Linked DNA regions of Mus musculus: all the other regions are linked to region 1. A link is a loop called in an ENCODE intact Hi-C map of the cell type or tissue named here. Cell type or tissue: heart. All regions are shown on one strand.

Evidence for each region. Hi-C counts contacts between places; a loop is a spot of excess contacts. Peaks named below come from ENCODE experiments on the same cell type or tissue, not always from the same donor. Only the 100,000 strongest peaks of a DNase experiment are listed, where the experiment ranks them.
Region 2: a loop joins it to region 1, with 3 times the contacts of the local background. A loop is called at or near these places in 5 of 42 quality-filtered maps.
Region 3: a loop joins it to region 1, with 4 times the contacts of the local background. A loop is called at or near these places in 5 of 42 quality-filtered maps.
Region 4: a loop joins it to region 1, with 4 times the contacts of the local background. A loop is called at or near these places in 11 of 42 quality-filtered maps.
Region 5: a loop joins it to region 1, with 1.9 times the contacts of the local background. A loop is called at or near these places in 2 of 42 quality-filtered maps.
Region 6: it touches region 1 in a loop (10-fold over the local background); 4 of 42 quality-filtered maps call a loop at or near these places.
Region 7: a loop joins it to region 1, with 4 times the contacts of the local background. A loop is called at or near these places in 5 of 42 quality-filtered maps.

The regions. Positions count from the first base shown.
Region 1 is chr10:95,771,396-95,775,395 of GRCm38, reverse strand. 4732465J04Rik (a long non-coding RNA gene) reads right to left here and starts at 2,263. Exons shown (of 5, transcript XR_380952.1): 1 at 2,189-2,263; 2 at 1,631-1,673. In heart, a CTCF peak has its summit at 1,574; DNase peaks (open chromatin) are centred at 1,075, 1,155, 1,705 and 2,335; H3K4me3 peaks cover 870 bases; H3K27ac peaks cover 997 bases.
Region 2 is chr10:95,828,880-95,832,879 of GRCm38, reverse strand. All of the region lies in intron 1 of Gm33377 (a long non-coding RNA gene), which reads right to left. The region is part of intron 1 of Gm33543 (predicted gene, 33543); the gene reads left to right. Among named protein-coding and RNA genes, the nearest start is that of Gm33543, 12 kb to the left of the region's middle. In heart, no CTCF peak of the experiment used is centred here; no DNase peak of the experiment used is centred here; H3K27me3 peaks cover 409 bases.
Region 3 is chr10:95,856,270-95,860,269 of GRCm38, reverse strand. The region is part of intron 3 of Gm33377 (a long non-coding RNA gene); the gene reads right to left. Among named protein-coding and RNA genes, the nearest start is that of Gm33543, 15 kb to the right of the region's middle. In heart, a CTCF peak has its summit at 1,887; no DNase peak of the experiment used is centred here.
Region 4 is chr10:95,555,386-95,559,385 of GRCm38, reverse strand. All of the region lies in intron 1 of Nudt4 (nudix (nucleoside diphosphate linked moiety X)-type motif 4), which reads left to right. It overlaps Mir3058 (microRNA 3058), which reads left to right and starts at 65; the gene lies at 65-155. In heart, CTCF peaks have their summits at 1,916 (motif pointing left) and 3,353; a DNase peak (open chromatin) is centred at 3,365; H3K27ac peaks cover 896 bases.
Region 5 is chr10:95,720,861-95,724,860 of GRCm38, reverse strand. No RefSeq gene overlaps it. Among named protein-coding and RNA genes, the nearest start is that of Gm47708, 7.5 kb to the left of the region's middle. In heart, no CTCF peak of the experiment used is centred here; a DNase peak (open chromatin) is centred at 2,420; H3K27ac peaks cover 786 bases.
Region 6 is chr10:95,639,745-95,643,744 of GRCm38, reverse strand. No RefSeq gene overlaps it. Among named protein-coding and RNA genes, the nearest start is that of Gm33336, 9.5 kb to the right of the region's middle. In heart, no CTCF peak of the experiment used is centred here; a DNase peak (open chromatin) is centred at 2,204.
Region 7 is chr10:95,822,792-95,826,791 of GRCm38, reverse strand. The region is part of intron 1 of Gm33377 (a long non-coding RNA gene); the gene reads right to left. Gm33543 (predicted gene, 33543) reads left to right here. Exons shown (of 3, transcript NR_169127.1): 2 at 808-942; 3 at 1,579-2,819. Among named protein-coding and RNA genes, the nearest start is that of Gm33377, 7.5 kb to the right of the region's middle. In heart, no CTCF peak of the experiment used is centred here; no DNase peak of the experiment used is centred here.

The DNA.
Region 1 (4,000 bases):
TCATGGTCGCCAGCTCCTAAATGTCAGTGGCTTTCTCTATCTAAGTTCTAGAGGCAAAGTATAGACACTGTTTTTTTTTTTTATATATATAAATTGACAAGAGTGTGGTATGTTCAGGTGGCTACTGTCCTTTTCAGAAGGGTAGGGAGCTGACAATACTGTCATCTCTTGAAGTGCATTTAGAACTTAGGTCAGAACAACACAGATGTGTTGTCCCAGAAGCCAGGGGTCCCTTGGAAATGTGTTGGATACGAGCGGGAATGCTCTGCTTTATTTCAATCCTCTGAGTCTCCTCCAGTGGAGGACACACGCTTATCTTCAGAGGTGTCAACAGCTCTGGACAGTGGGGACAGGACTGACAAAAGACAGCTAGTTTAAGAAATTGTTCTGTCATAACCCTGTGGCTCTCATCGCTCAGTTATCTGATCCATTTCGCTAAAGCTTGGTTTACACTCCGGGTCTACTCTAAAGCGAAGGGAGAGATCAGTAGAACAAACAAATGGGCTACATTAAACTCACTCCAGATTGTCCATGTAAGAGTCAAGTCTGAGGTCCTCCTTGTCTGCTCTGGCATGTTAACTCCTACACAGTATTTCGATGTGCTTTAAGGTTTTGCTCTTAGTAGTACCTGAAGGACTTGGGGAAGCTCAGTCTGGGACAGTGTCTGCTTCCAAACTTAATCTCCTCCAGCCTTAGGTTCCTTTCCTGAATTAACTGTGTGGCTCGCCAAGTTCCAAAAAATAAGGAGGCGTCCCTTTGAAAATTTTTTTAAATACTAAGCCTTAGCAAGTCTGCGTGCACCTTTGCGCACAACTTTTCTGGTCACATTCCGGGAAGACTGCTCCATGCAAGCTTGCAGTGTAGCAGTCAACACAGCAGGCGCCTTGCCTGAGCCCGGGCCACATTCATTGCCGGGCTTGTCATATGCTCTCTCGCTATTTATACTGCTTTGGGCCAGTTACTTGATCCTTAATAAAATTTGCCTCCAAGATGCCCTGCAGGGAAAATGACCTAGCTGGGGAGGGACCCTGTTCCAACTTCCTAACTGCTGATGCTCACCAAGTATCCTCTGAAAAGGTTGCAGGGGCTGGTGGGGGGGGGGGGAGGGGGAGAAGGTCTATGCCACTTCCTGGCATTTAATGGCACCAAGTGTTTTAGTGTAATATATTTATATCCCCTGTTCACGGCTGCCTTCCCTAAGTCAACCTCTCCCACATTGGCTCGGCTGTAGATGGCCCAGAGCAGTGTGGAAACTTGGCCTCATTCAAGGTCAGAACATTTGAGAAGAGGAGGGGTCACCCCAGTGATGATTTTTTTTTTTTTTTAACCAATCTTTCCTTTTTTTTTTTCTTCAGAAAGCAAGAATGGATCTATGGGGTGGAAATAATGAACCATTTATATCCCAAAATGAGACTGCCAGGAAAAACAAACACCAAAAGAGAACATTTTATCAGAGGGTTTACTGCCCAAGGCTAACGGGGTACAAGGTACTGAGTGTTCGGTGGCCTGGGCCAAGAGCTACAGTAAGTCATGCCTTTCCCTCCTGCCAGCCCGATCAGACTGCCTTAACCACCTGGTGGTGAAGAGCTTTAGCGTTGTCTAAGTGAGTATGGGCGGATACACCACATACTTGATAGCAACGTAGCGGCTGTTGCCACACTGGACAAGTGCGTCTGCGTAATAGTTGCGTAAGTCAGAGAGGCTCAGGCGGAGTACATCAGTGGGGGACCTGCTAACCTGTGGCTTATGTAACTAGGAGCCAGCCCTCCAGGGTGCTTCTGGTCGCCTTGGAAAGAATGTTCGGTCTTTGAACTTGGCCCGGGCTTCCAGCGGTTCTTTGCCCCAAAGGTGTGTGGAATGGCTCAGCTGTCAGCACCTGCTGGGGAGATAAAGGAGAGCACCCATAGCCTGATCCTCGTTGAGCACCAATACAGAGGAGGCTAGTGACAGGACCCAGATGGCCTCCCCCTCCCCACCCCACCCCACCAAACACCCTACGTGGATGGAGACCAAGGTCCCTTTATTTAAGGAGGCAGAATCCATAAGCCTGCTGCGATGGAAGACAAAGGTGAAAGGATTCCCTCTAAGCTAGGAACCTTAGCTATGACAGCACACTGTTGCATGGTCTGGGCATTGTGCTCTTCCCTGTGGACTGGAAATCTGGCACTCAGCTTTTCTCCTAGCTTACCTGGAGCAGGATAGTAAAGTAGGTCAAATTTGGGTCTGCTGCCCTCTCACCTCCAATCACCACACCGCTGCCCATGTCGAGACCTAGCTGTTTCCATCCGAGCTTCCAATCGTTCTTGCTCTGAACACCTGCTCGGCACCAGGTGTTGTGCCAAACACCAGGCAGTGAGCAGGCAGGACTTCCTTGGCACCGGGTGACCCCCTGTAGTGCCCTGGGCCTCTACCCATGTCTGTCAGGTTTGCCATGAATCCACGTGGCTCACACTATGTGACTCACACTACTAGTCACCAACTGTGGTTCTGTCCATCTCAGCCTTGGAGATAGGAGTCTTTGTTTTCATCATTACATATGAATGGATTATTCCTAGGAAACAATGGCAACTGTACATTGTTCCTGGGGGTTTCTGCAATCCTAGCACTTAGAGGATTTGAGGCAGGAGAATCGTGAATTCTAGGACAGCCTGAACTATGGAGTGGAAGCTTGCTGAAGAAGAAAAAGTGGATGGCCAGAAGAAATTATGTCTCCTACAGAATGGACCAGGACTCACTGGCCAGTTGGAGGTGGGAAATGGAGAGGAGGCCCCACAATGAGCAGAATAGTTCCATTCCCAGCAGAGATCAAGATACCTCCATCACATCCTCACGTATTGGTGACCTGAGTGTATAGTGGGTGAGAGAACACACTCTAGAGCTGGATTGACGAGGTAGGTTCGAGTCTCAGCATATTAGACTAAATGTTAAAAAGCACTTGATCTTTGTCTTAGTTAGGGTTTTACTGCTGTGAACAGACACCATGACCAAAGCAAGTCTTATAAAGGACAATATTTAATTGGGGCTGCCTTACAGGTTCAGAGGTTCAGTCCATTATCATCCAGGTGGGAGCAAGGCAGCGTCTAGGCAGGTATGGTACAGGCAGAGCTGAGAGTTCTACATTTTCATCTGAAAGCTGCTAGCAGAAGACTGGCTTCCAGGAAGCTAGGATGAGGGTCTTAAAACCCATACCTGCAGTGACACACTTACTCCAACAAGGCCATGCACACTCCAACAGGGCCACACCTTCTAATCGCGCCACTCCCTGGGCTAAGCATATACAAACGATAACCGTCTTCATTCCTTCATTTGTCTCTCATGAAAAGAAAGACAATGGAAATGTCTAATTGTATCTAAAAGGGTGTTTTAGGGATTAATATGCATTAATATGTGAGAGATCTCCATAAGATTGAGGTGCATAGTAAGCACTCTATAAGTACGGACTTTGGTTTTACACTAAAAGTCTATGCTTTTCTACTTTGCGGCCAGATTCTCACTGGAGTCTCTATTCAAAAACAGATGGCTCCTTAGCCAAGCTGCTGTTTCCTCATCCGTAGAGTGGGAAGTTGACCAAGGATGTTGGGGCAAAGTCAGGTGACCATGTTCTGGTCTCTGATCTCTTCTGAGCATGGGTAACTCATGTAACTTCTCTGTCTCCTGGAAAATAAACTTCGTTTCTCAGTCCCTCAGACCATTCAAATAATGCTAAGACTCCATGCCATGCTCTTGCTCATATCCTTGTAGATGGCTGCTTCACGACACATTCCTTTAGGCTGTCTTTAAATCAACTCACTGGGGTCCTTGGAGTGCACAATAGTATTTTTGTACTCAAAGATTACGCTTAGAATCTTCTAATTCATAATTGAAATTTTAAAACATTTGCACAATGACTGAAAATCATCTTACACGCTCTCATGCATACACCATTTGCACCTATAGATGTTCCATAGCATCCTAGGAAACTCCGGGTCCCTAAAATGCTTTCCATGATTGTTGTTCTATT
Region 2 (4,000 bases), 57 kb before region 1:
CAGTCCAATGGCTGGCTGCTAACATCTGCCTCTGTATTTGTAAGGCTCTGGCAGGGCCTCTCAGAAGACAGACATATCAGGCTCCTTTCTGCAGGCACTTCTTGGCATCCACAATAGTGTCTGGGTTTGGTAACTGTGTATGGGATGAATCCGCAGGTGGGACAGCCTCTGGGTGGCCTTTCCTTTAGTCTCTGCTCTATACTTTATCTCCATATTTGCTCCTGTGAGTATTTTGTTCTCCTTCTAAGAAGGACCGAAACAACTACACTTTGGTCTTCCTTCTAATTGAGCTTCATGTGGTCTGTGAATTGTATCCTGGTTATCTGGAGCTTTTGGGCTAGTATCCACTTATCAGCAAGTGCATACCATGTGTGTTCTTTTGCAATTGGTTACCTTACTCAGGATGACATTTTCTAGCTCCATCTATTTGCCTAAGAATTTCATGAATTCATCGTTTTTAATAGCTGAGTAGCTCCATTGTTTAAATGTACCACATATTCTGTATCCATTCCTCTGTTGAAAGACAGCTGGGTTCTTTCCATATTCTGGCTATTATAAATAAGGCTGCTATGAACATAATGGAGCATGTGTCCTTATTACACGTTGGAGCATGCCCAGGGTATATGCCCAGGAGTGGTATAGCTGGGTCCTCAGGTAGTACTATATCCAATTTTCTGAGGAACTGTCAAACTGATTTGCAGAGTGGTTGTACCAGCTTGCAATCCCACCAGCAATGGAGGAGTGTTCCTCTTTCTCCACATCCTCGCCAGCATCTGCTGTCACCTGAGTTTTTTATTTTAGACATTCTGACTGGTGTGAGGTGGAATCTCAGGGTTGTTTTGATTTGCATTTCCCTGATGACTAAGGATGCTGAACAATTTTTAGGTGCTTCTCAGCCATTTGATATTCCTCAGTTGAAAATTCTTTGTTTAGCACTGTACCCCATTTTTTAATAGGGTTGTTTGGTTGTCTGGAGCCTAACTTCTTGAATTCTTGGTAGGCACACATTTAAGAATAATCACTGTTAGTAAGAATCCCATGAGAATAACCTTGGACTACTCTAAGGTGGTTTGAGCAAGCTTGGCCCATGGGAAGTGGCACTATTAGGAGGTGTGGCCTTGTGGGAGCAGGTGTGTTCTTGTTGGAGGAAGAGTGTCACTATGGGGTGGCCTTTGAGGTCCTATGCTCAAACTCTGCCCAGTATGGAAGAGAGTTCCCTCCTACCTGTCTGTAGAAGACAGTATTGATCCTGACTGCATTCAGATCAAGATGTAGAACTCTTGGCTCCTCTAGCACCATGTCTGCCTGCAGCCTGCCATGCTTCCCACCATGATGATAATGGACCAAACCTCTGCAATTGTAAGCCAGCCCCAGTTAAATGCTTGCCTTTATCAGAATTGCTGTAATCACAGTGTCTCTTCACAGCAATGAAACCCTAACTAAGACACACTCCCATCAATTCCACAGCTAAATTCAAGACTTAGAGAAAGACAGTCACTGCTGCTTAAATTCACATGGAGTGTCAAGCAATAGCAAGAGTGGAGGAGACAAAGGGATGGCTTTTGATGGAGAATGATAGCAAGGACTCAGGCATCCCAGACTTGATGCTTTTCCTCTGCTTTCCCATTTGGCCAATTTCCCATTTTCCCTGCGAGCCGGGAGCGAACATAGATTGCATTTGCTGTACTGGTTATTTTAAGAACCCTTGCTTGTTACCTTATCACGTTTGATTCCCAGTTTCCAGAGGTGTCAAGTTTTCACAGTGAACGCACATTGCACTTCCCTCACTGAGAAACTGATAAATACCTGTCATTGAGTCAGTATATTATCCAAAGTGAATGGTGCCTTGAGCTAGCTTAATCCTGATCTGTCACCTGTTCAATGAGGACACAGAAAAGTTAAGATAAGACCTTGATTAGTCTCCTAAGTATTCATGTGTTGCCAATCTTTTCTTTGAGGGGAAGACTGGGTCTTTCACTGGCCTATAATTAATTCATCATGTAGGTGAGGCTGCCTGGCCCGTAAGACCTAGGAATCTTTTTGTCTCCCTACCATACCCAACTTTTATGTTTTATGTTTTAAAACAAATTACTTATTGTGTGTGCCACCACATAAATGTGTGGGCAGCCTAGGGGAGTGAGCGATCATTTACCAGGTGAGTGCTAGAGTTGAACTCCAGTTATCAGTCTTGGAGCAGTGGACTGACTTGTTGAGATATCTCATCAACCCCCAGGGTTTTTTTTTTAATTTGTTTTTTTTTAAAGATTTTATTTATTATTATATGTAAGTACACTGTAGCTGTCTTTACATTGTGAGCCACCATGTGGTTGCTGGGATTTGAACTCAGGACCTTCGGAAGAGCAACCACTGCTCTTACTCTCTGAGCCATCTCACCAGCCCTATTTATTTATTTTTTTAATGTAGGTTCTATCAAAGGATTGAATTTAGATCCTCATGCTTGCAAGGCAAGCTCTTTGCTAACTAAGGCGCCTCTCTAACCTCAATCAGTTGATTTTTTAAGCTAACATTTGCATTTTCAAAGTTTCAAATGTGACTTTGAAACCAACTGGTTCTTGTTGACTCAAATCTTGATTCGATGCAAAATGAATAAAACTTAAATAAGAAAAAGTCTCTCCATTTTTTTTCTGTCAAGTTTCCAGAAATTCTAGTTGACACACTAGACTGTAAATACTCCATCTCAGTTACATGTTTAATTGATTAAATAGTCTCTATTTCCAAGTGCACTTATAAATGTGCTATATTCAGGTTGCTATATTCAGATGTTCAACAGGACAAATTTATAACCAAAACAAGCAAAAACTTTTCTAGTATTTAAAAAGCTCTTGCTGTAATCTTAATCAAATAAACCCTAGACCACCAGAGAAGCAAATCTCTTAAATAGTCTAGCTTTGCTTACAGACTTTATCAAAATTTTTGTAACCTTCTAACTTAACCACCCACGGTTAAAATAAGTTTCATATTTTATACTGACATAAAGACAATCTCCTGGAGTCAGAACAAGCCAGGCCCTCTTGAAATAGCACATACTGGCCCTTTTCAGTGCAGCTTAATTTGGGTAGATGGAATTCAGCAGCCATTGGCCTAGGCTGAATTCAACTAATCTCTCTGTTGTCTGCTTGATTTCTGCATTCTTTTCATTTGTCCAGCTCCATCCACAAAAGACCCCATCTGTCTGGAAACCATCAGCCTTTCTTTGGCCTAAATTGAGCTGAATAGAAGTTATCCCTCAAAGTTGGCATGCTACCTTCTGAAGATCCCTTTGGAATGCATGTATCTGCCTTGGATGGAAATCACATTACCTAGCAATCTTACCATAAACATAAACACACACTGGTTTGGCACCACCACCATAAACACACACAGCTTTGGCTTCCTCAAGGGAGGGACAGTAAGGTAACAGGTTATTATGTGATGAATTCAATGCCTTTTAGAAGCTTTTTTTTCCTTCTCTCTCTCTCTCTCTCTTTTTAGATATTTGCTTAGAATGCTCTGTAGAAGGAACACTGGGCTTTTTGTAAGCCAGTTTGGAAGGCTTGCCTCCAAGGCAGTTACAAACTTAAGACATTGCTAGGAGAAATTCTATTGTATAAAGACAGTTTTGCTGGAAGAGGTTCACTGAGCATTTATTTGGTCCAATCTCATGCTATATACAAAGCAGGAGTGCAGGGACAAGAAAGTTCTATTTCTTCCTCTGTGCTCTAGTTACGAAGCAAGTTAGACTTCAATTAAGATACACAGAGTGGCACTCCTCCATCCTTGCCCCCAGATAGACTGCATATGAGAGAACCATGCAGAATGAGGAGAGGTGACATATCTGAAGAGAGAGGACATGAGGGCAAATATATGGGGCAGAGGCAGAGGGATTGTCAGAGAAGCCCCATCTGAGGAGTAATGAGAACACAGAACACAGCAGGGAGCATTGGTTCCGAAGAAAGGCCAAGTGCTTCACTCTCCAAACAGGAGAAGGAGAAGGGGAGGC
Region 3 (4,000 bases), 85 kb before region 1:
GGGACCTCACAAACTATCTGAATAGACCGGAGAAGCTGATGAGGAGTCACGATGCTATGAGTCTTTGTCCACATGTTTCAGTGGAAAACATCTGAACGGTCACACTCAGTTAACAGAGATCAGTAACTGCCCATATGCTAGAGCAAAGAAAGTCACCTGCAAGGTGACTGGTTCATCATACTGTCACCACTGAGTCCTCTCAACACATCGAGTTACCCTGTGGTTCCTACAAGTTTCCTTAGACAGAACAAGTCCTATTGTTACATTATAATAAATAAGAGCACAGGTTAGCTCGTTAATTCTCAGCATGGTTTCCAAGTAGCATCATCAGCCCCATCAGAGAACTTTTTAGAAGTACAATTCTGTGTCCCAACAGGCAGTGCTAAGGAGAGTGCCCAGGAAACTGCTTTAACAAGTCTTTTGAGGGATTCTGATGCACACTAACAACATCCTTGCTTTATTTCCTGGCTTTGTAGGAACTCATCAATGCCACGTTCCTTCTGTGGTTGACTTATTTGGCTTAGCACAGTGTGAAGACTCAAGTGTGGTGCATCTCAGTTATGGATTATCCTTTCTATGGGGCTGGAGAGATGGCTCAGTTAAGAGCACCGACTGCTTTTCCAGAGATCCTGAGTTCAATTCCCAGCAATTACGTGGTGGCTCACAACCATCTGTAATTGGATCTGGTGCCCTCTTCTGGTGTGTCTGAAGACAGCTACAGTGTACTCATATAAATAAAATAAATAAGTGGATAATAATAATAATAAAACAATATCCTTCCTTTATAAGGCTGCTTTTTGTCCCAGGTTATAAATGTATTGTGGTTTTGTTCTGCCTTATCTGTTCATGGACACAGAGTCCTTACACTTTCGGGCAATCATGAGTAGTTTTGCTACAAACACAAGTGTATATATACATCTTTCTGTGAATCCTTGCCTACAATTCATTTTAATACAAAGCAAATTTCTGGTAGTCTACTACCCTTGACACCCCATCTTTATTAGAGAAGCCACTCTCTCTAGCCCCTTCTGTAAGGCAGTGTGGCCTCCCTGGAATCCTAGAGAATGCTGTAGGATTTTCTTACATCCTTTGAAAACGTCGGCGTGAAGGCCCACTCTTTCCCAAAGACACACATTTGCCTCTCTTGCCCTGCATCCCATTTGTTTATAGAGCATGATTTTTTTTTTCTGACCCATCTGCAAAAATGTGAAGTACTCATATAGAAAATGTTATTTTTTTTTCCATCCTGTGGGTGACAGGGACCTAAGAACAAAGGAGGATTACAGGGCAGACTGTCTGCTATCATAGCTTAGTCGTCTGCTACTTGTTTCCAACCAAACACACAGTATCATTAGCTCTGCCCTTGGCTTCAACTTAATCTATTTTGACTACGAATATTGTCTTCTTCGGAAGCTCTACAATTTCCTGAAGAGACTGCAAATCAGCATTCTTGCCTAGAGCCATACGTGGTCGTTAGCTTTCCTCTGCTTGAAAGGCAGACAAAGGCAGCATATCATTGTGAGCGGCAAGGTTTTATTTTATCTTATTATTATTTTATTTAGTGTCTGCCTCCCAGCTGAACTACAAGGTAAGGTATCTAGATGCTGAACGTTTATCAGATGTGCTTAATTTTCCCAATAGGCCCTGGAGACAGGAAGAAAACAAGATAACAGGCTCTAACTAGCAGCAGTTGGGATATTCAGACTTTGAAAGTTTTAGCCTGTATGATATACAGTGGCAAGGCAGTAAGATACTACACTCATCTGTCACTCAAAAATTCTCTGAGATGAGACTGCTTAATGAAAAAAGTTATTTCTGTGAGGGCTGCAAAAAAATGGGGTTTTACAACAGCTTTTTTCCAAACTTGTTAAGAGTTGACACGTGTATTTCCTCTAGGAGGCAGTGTTGTGTAGTGGAGATGTGGTCTTTCAAACCAGCTCTGTGACCTTGAGGAACTTGTATCTGTCTCTCTGTCTCTCTGTCTCTGTCTCTCTCTCTCCTTCCTTCCTTTCTTTCTTCTTTTATTCATTCATTCTTTTAAAAAAAATTACAGGATTTCATGTAACGCAGATTCATCTCACACTTGCTATGCAGCTAAGGAAGGCCCAGAACTTCTGACTCCCATCTCCACTCTGAGTGTTGGGATTAATGATTTCTACCACCATGCCAATTCCACAGTGCTGGACATCAGACTCAAAGCACTAAACTTGCTAGGCAAGCAATTTACCAACTGAGCTCCAGCCCAGCCCCTGAATTGTTTTGTTCTGAGATAAGTTTGCACTGTGTAGCCAGGCTAACGTTGACATCTCATTATCTCAGCTGCCCGAATTTTGGGGTTATTGGCATGTGCCACCATGGGGCTTATACAACGTTCTTCACACTTGACTCGATTTTTTAATAGGACATGCACTAAAAAGCTATTCTGAAATGTTAGGTTTCTAAGCAACTTTTCTGTTCCCTTAATATTGAGCCAGCCCTTCCCTTTAAAACCTTTGTCTTTGTTCCCAACATCCTTTGCCTCCACGATGGACAGGGAGACCACGGTCCAGTTCTCAGGTGTCCGTGGCATATAATCCCAGTGGTTTTTCTGTATTGCTTTCACCAACTCCACAAAATCCAGAAAATTTGGCAAATCCCCCTGTGTAACGACTGTTTCAACTTCCCATCGTCTCAGGCTTGTGTTATATCTGACAATAAGCCAGGCTATGAGCAACACAGTGACAACTTGCTGGGCAGGATAGGAACTGGAGCAGAGTGAGAAAGATTTAAGTGAGGGCTGCTTTTGGTGAGTAGCCAGCTCATTATGACACGTTTTGCTCCTGATACCTCTTGTAAGTTGAACAGTCGGAGAGCGAAGCCTCTCTTTCTCCTGAAATGGTTGAGCCCATGCTGTGTACTCAGTAGAGAGCTGTGTGAGCAACACACACCTTGGTTGTCATTCAATAGTTTCATTATCTACATAGAAAGACCACATGTTCACAAAAGTACTGAAGGTACAAAAGCATGTGACAATAAACAAGAAAATAGCATTATGTGTGTATTTATATGTACTTATAAATGTGTGCCATTAACTCTCTATAAGTTCTGCACCCAGCACTATAAAATATATGTTATATATATTTATTATATATAATATTATATATGCATAGTCTGAGCTGAGATTGGTGATGCTTTTAATCCCAGCACTCAGTAAACAGAAGCAAGTAGATCTCTCTGGTTCCAAGCCCAGCCAAAGTCACACAGTAAGACTCCCTGCTCTTCTTTCTATATATAGATATATAATATTTATTACACATAATCTGTACTGACATGTCATTTTTTCCCAAACAATAAGCTTAACAACTGCTTATGCAACATTTATATTGGGTTGGCGATTATATATAACCTAAACACGAGTCAAGGCATATGGGAGGATGCATCATTTAATTAAAGGTACCATTTTATATCAATGGATAATGGACAGAGGCTAAGAGAACTGTTCTTGAATTGGTTCCCTCTTTCCTTCAATTACAGCCTTAACTAAAGAATAAATTAATCTACTTCTCTCCAATCTACCCGTACTTATGCAATTCATCTGTCTTTTGTCATTAGAATCTTTCAGCACCCATAGAACTTTGTCTTTTGATGTGTCCCAGCACCAGTAACAGGGACTGTCACTTGGTAGGTGATCAGTAAGCGTTTGTTTGTGAATACATGGTGTGGTAGTTTGGAACAGATAGGAACAGTTCCCATAGGAGCATATTTGAATGTTTGACCCCAGTTGATGGAAAGATCAGGAGGTTTGGCCATGTTGGAGGAGGTGTGTCACTAGGGATGGCCTAAGGCCACACCAGGCTCAGGTGCTCTCTCTCTCTCTCTCTCTCTCTCTCTCTCTCTCTCTGCCAGTTTTCTATGGATCAGGATGTAAAGCACTCAACTACTACCCCAACACCGCACCTGTGTGCTTCCCACTGTGATGGCCATGGATTCTTACTACCTTCTTAAATCAAGAACATTTTTA
Region 4 (4,000 bases), 220 kb after region 1:
TAGGAAGAGCATGTGTCTAGCTACCATTTGTATGATTTGTCAGAGGGTGATTTCGGGATAATTCTCCAGCGTTGGAGTCAGCCACGGCTTACCTGGAAGATTGAATGTCTACTTGGCTTTCTTCCTGTCAGCCGTGGGTGCCTCTTGCTACTGGAAGAGCTCTGTGATGGTTCTGATTCGTTGCTTCAGTAATACCATGTGTTTATCAGCTAGCATGTTGACTGTGTTGTACACCCAGTAGATCCTATTTGTCTGCTTTGGGGTGTTAAATAATAGTACTTTTTGATAGGTTTCTCTGGGGAGAGTCTTTAGTGTTCATGGAGGGAGCTTGGGGTCAGCTGTCCAGTTTCTGAAGACAGTATAATTACAAGGAAGTGTTTGCTGTTGTGACTAGGTAAATGGCTTCATCCCCGCCACCCAGCCCCCTCCCCAGCCCCCCAGCCCTCCTCAGCTCACCACAGACACACACACACCCAAAATAAATCACGTTGACTTGATTTTAGAGTCTGCATGTGCAGAAGTTATTCATAGTCTAATTTACCCACCAACCTAGAGTTTAAAACAAAGGTATAATGAAACAGAAGATGAACTCCCACCTGCTGAGAAACAGTGACTCCTGCTCTCTCACCCAACTGTTCGGTCCCCCTCTTCAAAATTCTTACTTGCATATATGTATATGGACAGGAGAGGATGCTATGGAGGTCAGCGGACAACTTGTAGAATCCCTTTCTTTCCTTCCTTCTACCATGTGGGTACCAGCCTCAGGTATTCTGGCTTGTCAGCAAGTGACCTGTCCAGCTGAGCCATCTCATTACCCAAAGTCAGGTGGGTCTTTCTTTCTTTCTTTCTTTCTATCTTCCTTTCTTTCTTTCTTTCTTTCTTTCTTTCTTTCTTTCTTTCTTTCTTAACTTAAGATTATTTATATGAGTACACTGTCACACTCTTCAGACACACCAGAAGAGGACACCAGATCCCATTACAGATGGTTATAAACCACCATGTGGTTGCTGGGAGTTGAACTCAGGACCTCCGGAAGAGCAGTCAGTGCACTTAACTGAGCTATCTTGCCAGGGCCCTTTTCTTGCTTGTTGATAGCATCTTCCCCATAGCCCAGGCCGCCTCTGTTTTCTGCAGTGCTGGGATTACACTCAGGAGCCTTCAAGTCTGGCATCAATCTCAGTTTGTTTTAAAGGTGGATGTATATAGCCCAGTAGTACTTACTTAGCATGTGTGCCCAGCACTGAAAAAGCCTGATTTGTGATGGAAGAAGGGAAGGTGGAAGCTGGGCTCTGAGTGGCTCATATTTGAAGAGTACACTGAATTATATTAACTTTCCCCTGGCTTAACTTTTTTGCTTTTTCGAGACAGGGTTTCTCTGTGTAGCCCTGGCTGTCCTGGAACTCACTCTGTAGACCAGGCTGGCCTTGAATTCAGAAATCCGCCTGCCCCTGCCTTCCGAGTGCTGGGATTAAAGGTGTGTGTCACCACGAAAGGCCCTGGCTTACTTAACTTTTATGGTTGTGCATAAGGTCATAAGTTCAAGGCCAGCTTGGTCTACATAAGGCTCCAGGCTAGTTTGGTCTACACCCTGAGACCTTATGAATTCAGTGGCAGCACCACCTGCGGCTCCTGGCAGTGCACTCGCTTCAGTGGAAAGGACTGCAGGGTGGAGCCCTACTGTGACCACGGCCCTCATGCTGGGGCTTGAGCCCGGGTCTTGGGAAGGCCAGGCAGGAGTTATACTTCACACATTGCCTTTGCGATTCAAGATCTCACTAAGGCCTCAGTGATTATGAGGCTAAGGTGCCTCCAAGGTTAAGAGCACTAGGTATTTTTCAAGAGGTCCTGAGTTCAATTCCTAGCAAACACATGGTGGCTCATGACCATCTATAATGTGATCTGGTGCCCTCTTCTGGCCTGCAGGCATACATGCAGGCAGGCCACTGTACATAATAAGTACATCTCAAAACCAAGCAGAAACAAGGAACAAAACAACAGAACCTTCATTTAAAATTGCCCAAGGTGGCCTTGTGCTAACTCTGTAACTTAGACAGGCCTTGACTTTGTGGCCTTCTGCCTCCCTCCAGAGTATCTGCAATTGTAACCTGGGCCACTCCCCTCTTTCTTGGCTTGAACTGGAAAAAGATAAGTGAGTCCTTTATAAATATACCTTAGTAATTTTTTATTTGGGAGAACAGCACTCAGTAGGCTTTACCCAAAAAAAGATTTTTTAAGTGTTTGTGTGCACCAGTTGTGGTGGCACACGCCTTTAATACCGGCACTCGGGAGGCAGAGGCAGGCGGATTTCTGAGTTCGAGTACAGCCTGGTCTACAGAGTGAGTTCCAGGACAGCCAGAGCTACACAGAGAAACCCTGTCTTGAAAAAAAAAAAAAAAAAAGGAAGAAGTTTGTGTGCCGTGTCTATCCCTGTTATCCAGGGAGGCCAGAAGAGGGTTTGGGTCACCTTAAACTGGCATTGTACACAAGTTGTGAGGCACCATGTGGGCCCTGGGATTTGAACCCAGGTCCTCTGGAAGAGCAGTCGGCACTCTTCACTACTGAGCCCTCTCTCCAGCCCTCTACACCATTATTTTTGGTGTTTGAGTTTTTTGACATAGGGCTTCACCAATCCATGTTGACATCAAAAATCTTGATCCTGCCTCTACCTCCTAAGTGCTGGGACCACAAGAATGTGTCACCACACAGGCCTCTTGCTCTTTAGTCACCCTTGCCCTTCCCTCTAAAAGGTGGCTGTGCCCTCATTCCAACTTAATGGAATATTCAGGGTGAGTAGATGAGAGCTTAATAATACTTTAACTAGTCTCTATCTCCGCCATGGGGTTTATGTCATCTCTTAGCCTGGCGAAGCTGGTGGTTTGCCGCAGTTGCCTGCACCTGTAAGAGAATGAGAATAAGGGTAAGTTTAGTGATCCTTCCTCCACAGCGCTAGATTTTATTGCCGTGACAGGAGATGGATTATGAGGGTAGGGAGTTGGAAAGCGGGGCTGCGCGGGCTTAGTCTGAGTGGTGACCTTTTGTGTGGAGTACGTGGAAAGTTACACCTCTCACCCCCTCTGAAGTGCCGTAGATCTCTGTAATCTGCTCTGTGGCACTTGAAATGAGCACCTAAAATATGACTGGACTTGAGGTACAGGGTTTTGAATTTGTTTCTTAAGTAGCTGCCTGCCACCAGTGGCAGCTGTTCACATGTATGTCCCTGGTGCTCAGTAAACCAGGAAAGGTCAGAAAGTTAGCCCCAGGGTTCAGCACAGCGTGGAAGTGGCAAACCAAGGGCGTAGAGTTGTGGATGAGGAAGCATTTCCTGGCATGTACTAGATCACAGATCCGCCTTCCCAAGGGTGGGCGCTGTGGAGCACTCTACAGGAGACCCTGTCTCAGCTGAAACGGGCGGGGTGCAGAGAAGGGGCTGTGCCTGGGGTCGGGATGAATATGAGTGAAAATCCCGGGAAAGGCTCATCAGCCTCGATTCCTGGCGCCGATTTTAGTTTTTAGTGCTGAACACCAATGGTTTTGAGACGACGTCACTAAATGAGTCGATGGCCATCTGTGCCACTGTCCTGACCCATTATAAAAGCACAAGGAAGTCACTTAGCACAGGATTATGGAGCAAAAGTTTTATCCAGCCAATAATACCAGGTCACCTCTTAACTCTGACTAGAACAAGAGGCTAGTAACGGGTCAGAGCCAGGGGTTGTTGCTTCGCCTCCTTTTGGGTAACAACAGTGTTACTGAAGTGGGGTTTGCAATCTCTCTCTCTCTCTCTCTCTCTCTCTCTCTCTCTCTCTCTCTCTTTCTCTCTCAGACCAGGCCTCGAACTCAGATCTGCCTGCCTCTGCCTCCCGAGTGCTGGAATCAAAGGTGTGGGCCACCACTGCCTGGCACAACCTCGCTTCCTTTAAGGTAGAATTTGAACATAAAGACTCCTACCTACTCTTCAGAATTCTGGATTTAAATTTTATCCAACTTCTCAATACTATAT
Region 5 (4,000 bases), 51 kb after region 1:
GGTCCCAGCTAGGTTTTTTTCAAGGTTTGTTTGTTATAAGAGCAAGCAAGCCCGACCCTGACTTGCCCAGCTTCTTGTCTGGTGGTGTAGTCTCTCTTTCTAGAGAGCTCTCCAGGTCATGGTGAGTTTTTTCCCCCATTAAGCCCTCACCAGTGATCACGCTGATGCTGGTAACACGTCTGTGAACACCAACTATTAGCTAAATTAATTTCCTGTGTTAATAAAACTACTAGTCTCAAGTACTTCATCACAGGTATCCAAAACTGACTAATGCACTAAGTCTTCCAACCTGTGGGGTTCAACTTCTAAGACATCTATGCAGCTCTTACAAGGAATGCTATACAGTCACGGACAGTATCCAAGATCCATTGAAGATTTAATTTCCATACATAAATATGCAAATACTCTTCAAATTATTTATAATGATTAATAAAATATAATTAGTAAATTAAAGATTTATCATTTGTATGCATATTAGCAAAATAACTCTTCATTTAAAACATTAACAAATTAAACTTGTCAATATTTGTTTCTTGATTAACAAGTTCTAAAATTCCGGTTTCTTTTAGTGAAGAACTCTAGGACTTAATATATACCTGTCTGCTCTACACTTGGATGCTTTTTGCTGTATGTTTATACGTATCTATTTTGCTAGATTTAGCCATTCTAAAAAGGCAGTGGAATGTTAACACATAATAGTACTCAAGGTGCCCCACTAACAAGATGCCAGGAATCTTGTCTAAGTCAAACATTTGAGAGAATTGGCATCTACTTACTTGCTGGCATTGGTTAGGAAGGACCGAAGCTGGCTTGCCAGGATGCACAGAGTTCAGTGAGAGACTTAAACACAAATAAAGTCCATAGAATGGGGAGCTGCAGTGGCCAGGTTAAAAAAAAATCCATGGTGATCCCCACAATCCTAACGCTTCTAAGGGGCACTCACTAAATTCACAGTTATCTTGTATATGCAATAAATGTAGCTCTTTTGTGAGTGGCCAATGAGATGGAGAGCCATTATTAGGCATGCAATCCAGGACTTCTGTTAAATAAATATGTGTACATGTCTCACAAGACACCTAGCTCTTCTTGATGGCAAGATGAAACTTCAAAGCGCATCCCTCAGTCATAGAATTGTTTTAAACAGTTTTAAAAAATTTAATTGTAGCCAATTCCTTATGCCAAAAGCCAATTCAATATTTAATTTGGCACAACCATCTCTAGCCATTATGAAGAACCTTCCTGACATTTGTAGAATATTGTTTTTGCCCTCTTCTTTATGTGGGGAAACAGAGGCAGAGGTGGGTGACTTGTTTCAGGGGTGTTATATCAAGTCCATGCTAAGATACAAATAGAACTCATTTGTCCAGATGCATGGGTGAATCCTATCCCTCAAGGACCTCCAAAGGTGTCTTAATATTGACCTGTCACCATCTCTCTTCTTCCACATACCCATTCTTGTCTTTTTTAGTTGGCACAGTGTTAGAGACCATACCATGAGAAAGTGAGCCTTTCATAATCTCCCACCCTGACAAGCCAAATGGTATTGTGCTAGGAGCTGGTCATGACTCCCTTCTCCCTGTTCCCTTCCTGGCACCTGAGGCTATAAAAGCTGAATTATAGTCCCCTCTTTCTTATCTCTTCCTGACTCCTATGACATCCAAGGACATGAGTTATGCCTGAGCCTGGCCTGACACCCAAGGCTGTTAAGGAGGATCTATGTTCCGGAGATAAGACGCAGAGTGCCCACCGCCTGGCGCCTGACTTCAGCCCTCATGTCAGCAGATGCCCACCTCTTTGTTCTTTGTTAATTCTCCCTCCACCCCTCCCTATTCCCTTGGATGTATTCTTTAAAACCTGGCGTCTCAGCCTAATAAACGGAGACCTTGATAGGAGAAATCTACTTGGTCTTCTGCTCTTCTTTCTCTCCCATCCCATTTTCTCCCAGGTTTGCGGTCCCCCTCGCACCCACGAATAACTGAGTCCCTCGGGACGGGATAGCACAGTGTGCCCACACTTTCTCCTATCCTCACCTTGGCTCCACTGATTGGTTACTCAGGGGGTCGCGGTAGGGAGTAGCCTCTCTGGGGAGGAAGATGGGGAAATAGTACAGAATTAGAGGAAATGTCATAGCCAGACATTCAGGAATGCACTGTGGAGATGGCCTAGAAGTTTCCTGGGAAGAGAATGTCCTTTCCCCTCCTGCCTCAGCACCTCACCACCAATCTGAAAATTCTGAGACAGCCTGGGAAAGCCAGCTCCCACGGTCACCTGCAGCTCTCCAGGCTGCTTAATAATTCACAAGGCAGAATATGCAATGAGCACCCTGCGGGTGTCACATGCCAAGTGAGTGGTATGGAATCAGAGGCAAAAAAGGTCTGGGTTGTGTCCCCAGAGAGACCACAGTTGGCTGCGTGAGAGTCCCAGAACAGGAAATGCAACAGCAGCCAGCACGCTGGCCCCAGAGTTCACTGAGCTCCAGGCTTACTTTCGCTGGGCAGCCTGGGCAAGTCAGACTCTTGGGGTTTCCATCTGTAAAGCAGATGCGGCAGTAAGATAGGAGTGGAAGCCGGGGCCACAGCTTCCACGCCGAGACCTCTGTAATAACGCAACCCAGATGTGTGTTGTGATAGTCTAGGCACTGTTTGGGCTTGTTTGACCTTCTCCAGACCATTTTAAGTGGATGCAACTGTCATTGTCATTATACTCCTGGGGACAGTGCTCAGGTAGGTACCTTGTCCTGGATTCCCAGAAAGGCAAGTCAAAGCCTGGCTCAAACCACTTGACCCTGCCATTCAAAATTCTGTGACCTGGGGAAAACTTCTCATTCATCTGGGTCAGTGTTCTGCTTGTTTATTTTGAAATCATTCTTCACTCTGTCCTGTCATCTCTGCAGACTACAATCCCCTGGCTCCTTGCCATTGTGTGTGTGGTGAGTTCATGTCTCAATGGGAGACAGTAGGTAATCTTGGTGGCTTCAAAGAGGGAAATGTTAGGGTGTTTCAGTAACTCTGGAGGGGCCTTGTGTCCTATAGGCTCCAGTCTCTGTTGTTAGCCTCCGTGTCTCAACTCATATAGCATCAACATCTCTGTCTCTCCAAACCGGTAATGGCTTCCACTGCCGCCCATCCCTGGGCTGATTTGTATTTATTTACTCTTTGCTTGTTCTGCCCCTTACACTGGTGTAATTGGACCCTGATTATTAGCTTTCCTTTGGTGGGGCTGGAGGGATCACTCCATCTGTAGAGACCTTGCCCTGCAAGGATGACGGTCTGAAGGATCTGAATTCAGTCCACAGAACCCATATTTTTAAAAAGCCAGGTACTAGGGCTGGAGAGATGGCTCAGCAATTAAGAGCACATACCACTCACAGAGATTCAGAGTTCAGTTCTCAGCACCTACATTGGATGGCTTTCATCTGCCTGTTACTTTGGCTTCAGGGGATCTGACAACCTCTTCTGACCTCCATGGGCACCTACAATCATATGTGCATGAGCACATAATACATCACACACACACACACACATACACACACACACACACATTCTCTCAACTACTAGTAGTGGCATCAATTTTCCTGATGGATCTATGACTCTGTGCTGTGTCTGCTAATAAAATAAAAGGCATTAGGCATACATCAGAAGCTTGCTGCAAAACTAAGCAAGCTAATATAGCTTCAAATGCTTGGAACAGAACCATGTACACAATAAATGCAAATGTCTAAGGACTCACAGCCAAGGCATCAGATTAGAGTCCTTCTCAGGCCCTCGGGATGGAGATCCCTCAAGCCTGATGGATAACTCAGGAAAATTAGGTAAAGAGAAGACAGAAGGAAAAGGTGCTGTCACTCAGGAGACAAAGGCGGGGCATTGGATTCAGTGCTGGAGACAGGGCAGAAGGCAGCCTTCAAAATGATGCTCTGTCTATGATTGAGCCATCGCTCATTGCCAGTTACAGAAGATCAGCTGCAAGTGTGGGATCTGGCTAGACAGCCTGCGTTCAA
Region 6 (4,000 bases), 130 kb after region 1:
ATTTGAAGATATATTTAGTCACTGGAGAAATCTTATAACTTGAGTGTATATATTTTATATATACTACATATAATATACATATTATTGACTTTTCAGTATAAGTTTTATAAAATATAAGTATAAATGAAATTTGGAGGTTTTGTTTTGAGACAAGATCTCATGTATACAAGCTGGGCCCTTGAATTTCTGATCCCCCTTATCTGCCTTCTAAATACTGGATTTGTAAGTGTGAGCAGCCACACCAATTGTCAGTTTTGTTGTTTGTTTGTTTTACAGATAAGGACTCACGCTGTGGTCCAAGCTAACCTCACACTCATAGCAATTCTCCTGCCTCAGCCTCCCAAGTGTTGGGCTTACAAGTGTGAGCTATTTGTTTTATGTCACATCAGGAATGGGAGCCAGGACTTCAGGTACACTAAGCAAGCACTCTGCCAAAGGGGGCCAGGAACCCAGCTCTTCCGGAAGTCCTTCCTGAAAGCTTAGTCTCCAGCTGGGAGGTGTAGCAGAAAGAACTTGAGGAGTTCAAGTGTAACCTGGGTGTGGACGACCTACCTGTTCAAATGATAATGCTCTGCTCTTGTCAGGTTAAATAAAATCATTAAAAGTAAAGTCTCTTTCGTTTTCCCTTTTGAAGTTCCTGCTATCACTCACAATATTTCTACTAGATTTCCTGCTCTAACGCCGCATGAAATGCTCTAACTCAGTTTCCCCTACTGGCTGGCTCTATGACTTTAAGTGACTTAGTTAGTTTCTCTAAATGTGTATTAGCTCATCTGTAAGCTGAAGAAAACACTACTATTTCCTGAATATGGTTTTACACAGAACAAGGGTTCTTGTTGCTTTTAGTTTTTTGTTTGGTTGGTTGTTGGTTTGTTTGTAAACACTTAGGCAAGCGCCTGTTTCACAGTAGTTTATTATTGTTCGCTTTAAGTAATGCCAGGGTTAAAGGTGAAACTTGCCTAACATTCATGAGGCCTGGGTTCAATCCTCTGAACTACAAATAAATAAACTATAAAATGAAAAGAAATGAAAGTTGCTACATTGCCAACATGGAAAAATAAGAATCTGAGGGGTGGTCAGCCTTCTGCCATATTTTTCTGGACTTGTATATTTATTTAAATTTTTAAATTATATTTTTTAACTAAGAAATGTTTTTGTTTAAGGAGATGAAATTACTTAAAACACAGGCATTTCTGAAAAATCCAGAACAGGGGTTTCCCAAAAACAGTGAAGATAAATATCTCAAAAAGGCCATGCTCGATCCATTTGGTTTCAACTTGGAAGAGTAAAGTTTTATTTACAACTAGGTTTCCAGGGGCCAGTACTAAAACAATTTCTAAATTAGGAAACATTCTGGAATTCTGTTCCCAGAAGATAATGTGTCCTCACCTATATCTCCTGCCAAGTCCAACACACACACACACTCTCTCTCTCTCTCTCTCTCTCTCTCTCTCTCACTCACACACACACACACACCCCATATATACATACACACATAAACACCACACACACACACACACACACCAAGGCTTAAACTTCTTTCACTGGCAACTTCTTTCACCCAATAAATTTTTATCAGACCTTAGCTATACAAGTGTATAAAATAGGTACACATATCAAACATTTACTGATATAAAGTCATACCTTTATTTTAAAATAATTCTTTGATACACATAAGTTTATCATTTCCTCAAGATGAAAGTAAATTTGCATGCTGATAAAATGAATGTTTATTTTTACAGAATGATTTAAATTTTGGCTGCATACTTTATATTGCAGAACAAAGAACATCTTGACATTCTTCTGAGCTGATAGAAATTTTCACTGCATAATCACTGATACCTCTTCATACAAACGTATAGTACAAAATGACATACTGTATTCTGCAAAAAGCCACTGCAAAAATTGTTGGAAATGTTTTACTCCCAAGCCAAAGCCCACTTAATGACTGCTTACAAAATTCAAGTCAGCAATTTAAACAGCAATTCCACTCTAACACAATACAACCCACAGACAGACAGGCGGATTTGATACATGCTAAAGAGTAGTGGCAGGAATAAAGGAGACTTTTTCTATAATTAAACCATTATGTTTCTATGAGAGCAAAAAAGAAAATGTGTGTGCGGTGAAAATACTGTACTTCAGAGCATACAGTAGTCTCAGAGCTGGGCCAAGGTATTAAAATAGCTAGGTTGGCACTGAGAGTCGGGACGGCATGCACAGTGCACAGGAGCATGCCGTGGTCATAGCCAGCTGCATTGAAGTCATTTGATACAACACTGGCAGCCCTACAAGAAAGGTCTAAGATTCAGTATGCATTTGATGTGGAGCTAATTTGCAGTTGTTACATGGTCAGAAACCTTTACTTTTACCAAATTTTACATAAACCTTACATCCAGTTACATAATTCAAAGTGCAGGTGCAACCCACAATTTAAGAAAGTGATATATGCACTATATGCAGAGTGCATGTGAGAGTGTGTGCACGTGTGAGTGTATGTGCATATCTATACATATATTCAGAGTGTGTGGTAGTATGTGCATGTACATACACATATACAATGTGTGTGTATATACATGCATATTACAGCATGTATGTGACTGTATCACATACACATACACAGAGTGTGTGTGCATATACCTACACATATAGAGTGTGTATGTGCATATACATACACATATACAGAATATGTGTGTGTGCATATAATGTATATATAATGTGTATGTGTGCATATACATACACATAAACAAAATGTATGTGAGAGTATTGTGTACATAAACATACACATACACAGAGTGCCTTTCAGTGGTAATGGCTCCATGCAGCGGCAGATCCTCGCTGATGCAGTGACCAAGACGAGGATCTGAGGGCACTTTTCATTGCCATCTCCGTCGCTATCTCCCTACAATACTCTGAGAACCAGGAATGCATATCCCTGACTTGCTTGTCTCTCTGCTTGGGGGACATGCAGAGCTGAAGAACAGTAATGTGATGACTGTAACTGACCTCAGGCCCTGCACAAGACTACACTTTAGATCAACAAGGTCTCTGGCACCAAGAAGCCATCCCAGTGTTCTGAGGCCGGGTACATGCCCACTCTCCCAAACAAAAAGAAAACTATCACTCAAAAAAAAACAGCACAATTTACCCAATAATTCAAATACTTGAATATTCCTATAACCATTAAGGAGATTGAACTCATAATTTTAGAACACCCAAAAAGCAAGTCCCAAGCTAGGATGGAGAATTCTACCAAGTGCTTAACGCAGTCTTCCACGGGCTTTTCCCCAGGGATCAAGAAGGGAACAAATAGCCTGTGGGTTGGCCTAACTTCGTCCCTTTGAATTCCTACAACTGTCTTCTTTCCTTTCTAGAGCATCAAGCTGACCAAGTCGATGTCCCCACTAAGGAAGCTGAACAAGCTACTACCTCACTTAGGATACTAACCAGTCACTCCTTCCTACCACATTCCTTCCGTACACACACACACACACACACACACACACACACACACACACACAGAGCTCTCTTGTTACAGTCTCGTTGAAACCCAAAGTAGGTGAAGGCCCTTCCCTTGTGTGCTTCAGCTCTTTCTATTTTCACTAATTCTTTTGAGACAAAGTGTCACCACGTTGTCCAGACTGGCCTTCAGCTGCTGTGGTGAAAACTTCCTATCTCAGTCTCTTGAGTACCTGGGACTGGAGAGCCACACCAGCCGGCAGCTATCTGTATGTTTTTGCTGTGGTACTTATTGTAATTTTCATTAATTATTTGTAGTGATATGGCTAAGCCCCTCCCACCCATCTAAGTACAAACTCTCTAAGGACCGGAAGCTAGAGTGTCTTATTCACGCTCCATCTCTGGCTGAGAGCCCAGACCCATGGGTCTATACATCATTCAATCAATAGTCATTGAATGCGTCAATCAAGAATTTCCAAGGAAGGAAAATCAATACAGTGTGTGTGATCTCAAATCAAGATATGTAGCCCCAAACCAGCGA
Region 7 (4,000 bases), 51 kb before region 1:
CTGGTCACACTCTAGTATAGGCGAACCCCGAGGACACTGCAGTAAATGAAGTTAGCTGGTCACAAATAGACGGGCACTGTACGATTCCTTCTCTATGAACTGTCCAATGTCAGGTTCACAGAGAAGAGAAAGGAAGTATCGTGTGGTTACCAGATTCTTTGGGAAAGGCAAGTGGTTTAATCGGTTTAGTTTTAGATTTGAAGTATAAGAATGTTCTAGAAATCTGTTTCTTAATAGTGTGGGGGGGCATACACAATACCACTGATGCACCCCAAGCATGACCATACATTCCTGTAAGCCCAGCACTGGGGGGAGGGGGTGGGGGGTGCTGAGTACAGGGGCTGTGCATTCCCAGGCAGTCAAGGTTACACACCCCTATCTCAAAGCACAATGTAACAGCAAGAAAAAAACTGAAGATTTTATGTTGTATGTGTGTGTTATATCACAATTTAAAAAAAACAAAAACAACAAAGACTAAAAATGGTCTCCTTTTCTTTGTCTAGTAGATGAAAAAGCCAAGAAAGGGTAACTCTACATCCCAGGTTGTCAGTTCACAGACACAGAGTCAGGACCACAACGCTGTCAGACTTGACCCTCACTGTGGGGACAGCTACATTTTCTTTCTCTTCCTCTTCTCCCTACCTTCCTTTTCCCCCTCCCTCTCTCCTTCCTGCCTCCTCCCCTTCCCCTCCCCCCCCTCCCCCCCCCCCCCCCCCCCCCCGCTTTCTCTCTCTCTCTGGTGCTGAGGTAGAGAAAAAAGAGGAGGTGGCTGATTTACGGACAGTGACTTTCCATTGAACCCAAAAGGGATCAAGACTCTCCGGCTCACAAATGTTCCCAGTCCATGCCCTTCCTCCTGATCTCATCTGGATTATTCAGATCCACAGGAGCCCACAAGCCACCCTGGAAACCTTGAGCCACTCACAACTCCTGGAGTCTGAGGTAGGCCAGAGAGCAGACTAGAACAGCTCTTCTGTTTTCCCAGCTGTTCCCCCTGCAATTTAGAAATCCAGACAGTCCCAGCAGAAAACAAGAAAGGAAACATGGGGGCATAAATCAAAATGAACTTGGTGTGGGGTCTCTGGTCCCTCCTCCACACACGGGAAGGATATCTCCCTTCCCCTTAAGGACAGGCCCTTAGGCTCCCCATTCCAAATTCCATAAAGGAAACATCAGGAAAGGTTCAAGAAAAGCAGGGGTGAAAACCAGCCCTCTGTCCTTAACAGGGGTGATGTCCCTGGGTTGCCTTCTATTTTTCCATCAGAGATTTTTCTTCCACACACAGGGGAGGGAGTGGGGGGGGGGCGTGTTTAAAGATTCCTTATACAACCTCTGCAGGTTCGGGCTAGGGCTGTTGATGTAAATAGCTTAAGGATTCCAGAAATCTAGGGTGGTTCAAAGTACCCTGCTCCTCCCATATTGATGTAGCGACATCCTAATTGTCCCATAGCCCAAGAGCTTGGAAAGTGTTAGGAAAATCTCCCTGCATAGCTATGTCCCGTGACGAAGAACTAAATAAAACACTTGGCAAGGACATTTCTAAAGATCTTTCCGCTGAGAAATATTTTTTTTTTTCAGCAACCCATCAGAGGTTGAACCAGGATGCCTATAAAAAGCCTTCTGCGTTCCCCTACATACTCTTCATGAATCCTCAGGAAGAATGGAATAAGACAAGGGTCAGAGAGCTGGAGCCAGATACTGAAGATGCCAGGCTGGCTGGAGGCACTGGCGGCTGCACTTCCTCAGCCTGTCTCCTGTCTCTCTGGCTGGCATGGCCTCTGCCTATACTCCTTTAAGGGAATTGGTCATGCTCCTGGCTAGCCTCACCTGTGTGTCTACTACTTATTGCATAAAGGAAAGGTTATTTCCACGCTCAGTTTTCTAGACACTTACAAGCACGGATCTGTGAATCAGTTATGGCAGCAAAGAATAAGTGGGAGATTCATCTTAACACCTGAACTACCTGCCATTCCTGTCTCTGGGACTTGCCTGCCATGTAAAAGCCAATTCAGGAAACATCAAGAGCCTCAAGCTAACCCTACAAAGCAGGGGCCTCCCAGAGCTCACACCAACCATAAAAGGAGAGAAAGAGGCCAGCAGCCCTCACTAACTCTACATCTGTCACATGCGCAGGATTCAGAAGACATGAAGACTTCTATACATCCTCTCAACTTCTCCTCCACCAGGCATTCCCATTTCCAAATTTCCGGAATCCGGAAACTATATTCCAGCCTGTGGTGGTTTGAATATCCTTGGCCCATGGAAAGTGGCCCTATTGGGAGGTGTGATCTTATTGGAGGAGGTGTTACCTTGTTAGAGGAAGTGTGTCACTGTGGGGGTGGACTTTAGGGCTCCTATGCTCAAGTTCTGCCCAGTGTGGAATCAGAGCCTTCTGGCTGCCTGTGGAAGACAGTCTCCTCCTAGCAGTCTTTAGATCAAGATGTAAAACTCTTGGCTCTCTAGCACTCTCTAGTCTTCTGAGCAGGAGAGAAGAACGCACTGAAGGGCAGGGAAGACCTGGAAATGAACAACAGCTCTTTGAAGGAGATTAGGGAGTAAGATGGTTTGTATATGCTTGGCCCAGTGAGTGGGCCATATTAGAAGGTGTGGCTCTGTTGGAGTAGGTGTGGTACTGTGGGTGTGGGCTTCAAGACCCTCTTCCTAGTTGCCAGGAAGCCTGTATTCTGCTAGCAGCCTTCAGATGAAGATGTAGAACTCTCTCATCCTGCCTGGATGCTGCCATGCTTCCACCTTGAGGATAATGGACTGAACCCCTGAGCCTGTAAGCCAGCCCCAATTAAATGCTGTCATTTATAAGACTTGCCTTGGTCTTGGTGTTTGTTCACAGCAGTCAAACGCTAACTAAGACAGGGAGGGAGCACACAGGCAGGAGTAATTGATTGAGACTACTGATTGTTCCCTGGCTACTGGTTTAGAGGTGAAGAAGAAATTGTATACATACTACATTATCCTCTTTATGAAACTGGGGCTGAAAAGGTCAACTTGGTTCTTTAATCAATATATTTCGTTTCCATAACATATATGCAGTCTTGTACAGATAAGAAGTCATACACTATTATGGATTAGAATGGACTCCAGAGTCCCTTCTGCTCTTTAATGCTTATAAACAAAACAGAGCAGCCAGGAAGGTGAAATAAGTGATACAGGAATCAGTTGTGACATCACTTTGCTCTGAGCACTGGGCTGGTTGCTTTATCTTCAAGACCTCTGAACCCAAACCTTTACAAACAGCTGCTCACCTAACATCGCCACTTAGGTGTGCAATGACATCTCATCCGTCCCAAACCAAGCTCCCCAAGTCACATCCCAGCCTCAGTCTTTCTCACTCTGGACAATGAATGGCAACTTCAGTCTTCCAGTCTCTCAGCTAAGACCTTGGGGTCATATTCGACTCTTCTATCTCATCCTAAACCAATCTAGCAAGATACTGTCTTGATTCTACCTGGAGAATGGAAGGCAGAATGGTAATGCTTCTCGCCTCTATAAAGCCACCATCCTGGTCCTGACCACATGCATGTCTCATTGGGAATGTATAGGTAAGGAAATCTGTTCTTACCACAGTATCTAATGGATCTTTTGAACATGTCAAATAGTGTCATCTCATGGCTCAAAATTACCAACAGTCTACCATTTTATACAGAATAAGAGCTCAAGTCCTTTCCCACTGTGACACTTGTAACCCATCTGGATCCTCTTCTTTCCCAGATACCATCTGAAAATACCCCTCCCCCTGCTGCCGTAGTCTACCAGCCTCCCGGCTTTCTCTCAAACACATCCCCACCTCAAGTGCTTCTTTAAGTTAGGACTGTGATCATAGCTGTGACCCCACCTTGCTGAGAATGGTAGTCAACGTACAACGAATGTGTGGGGTATTTCTAAGCCTAATCTTTTCCATTTCGGAAGATCAACGAGTTGATTTTTATACCGGGTCTGCTTTTCATCCGGAGGCCATATTTTAGCTTTTGAACTGTGTACCTGA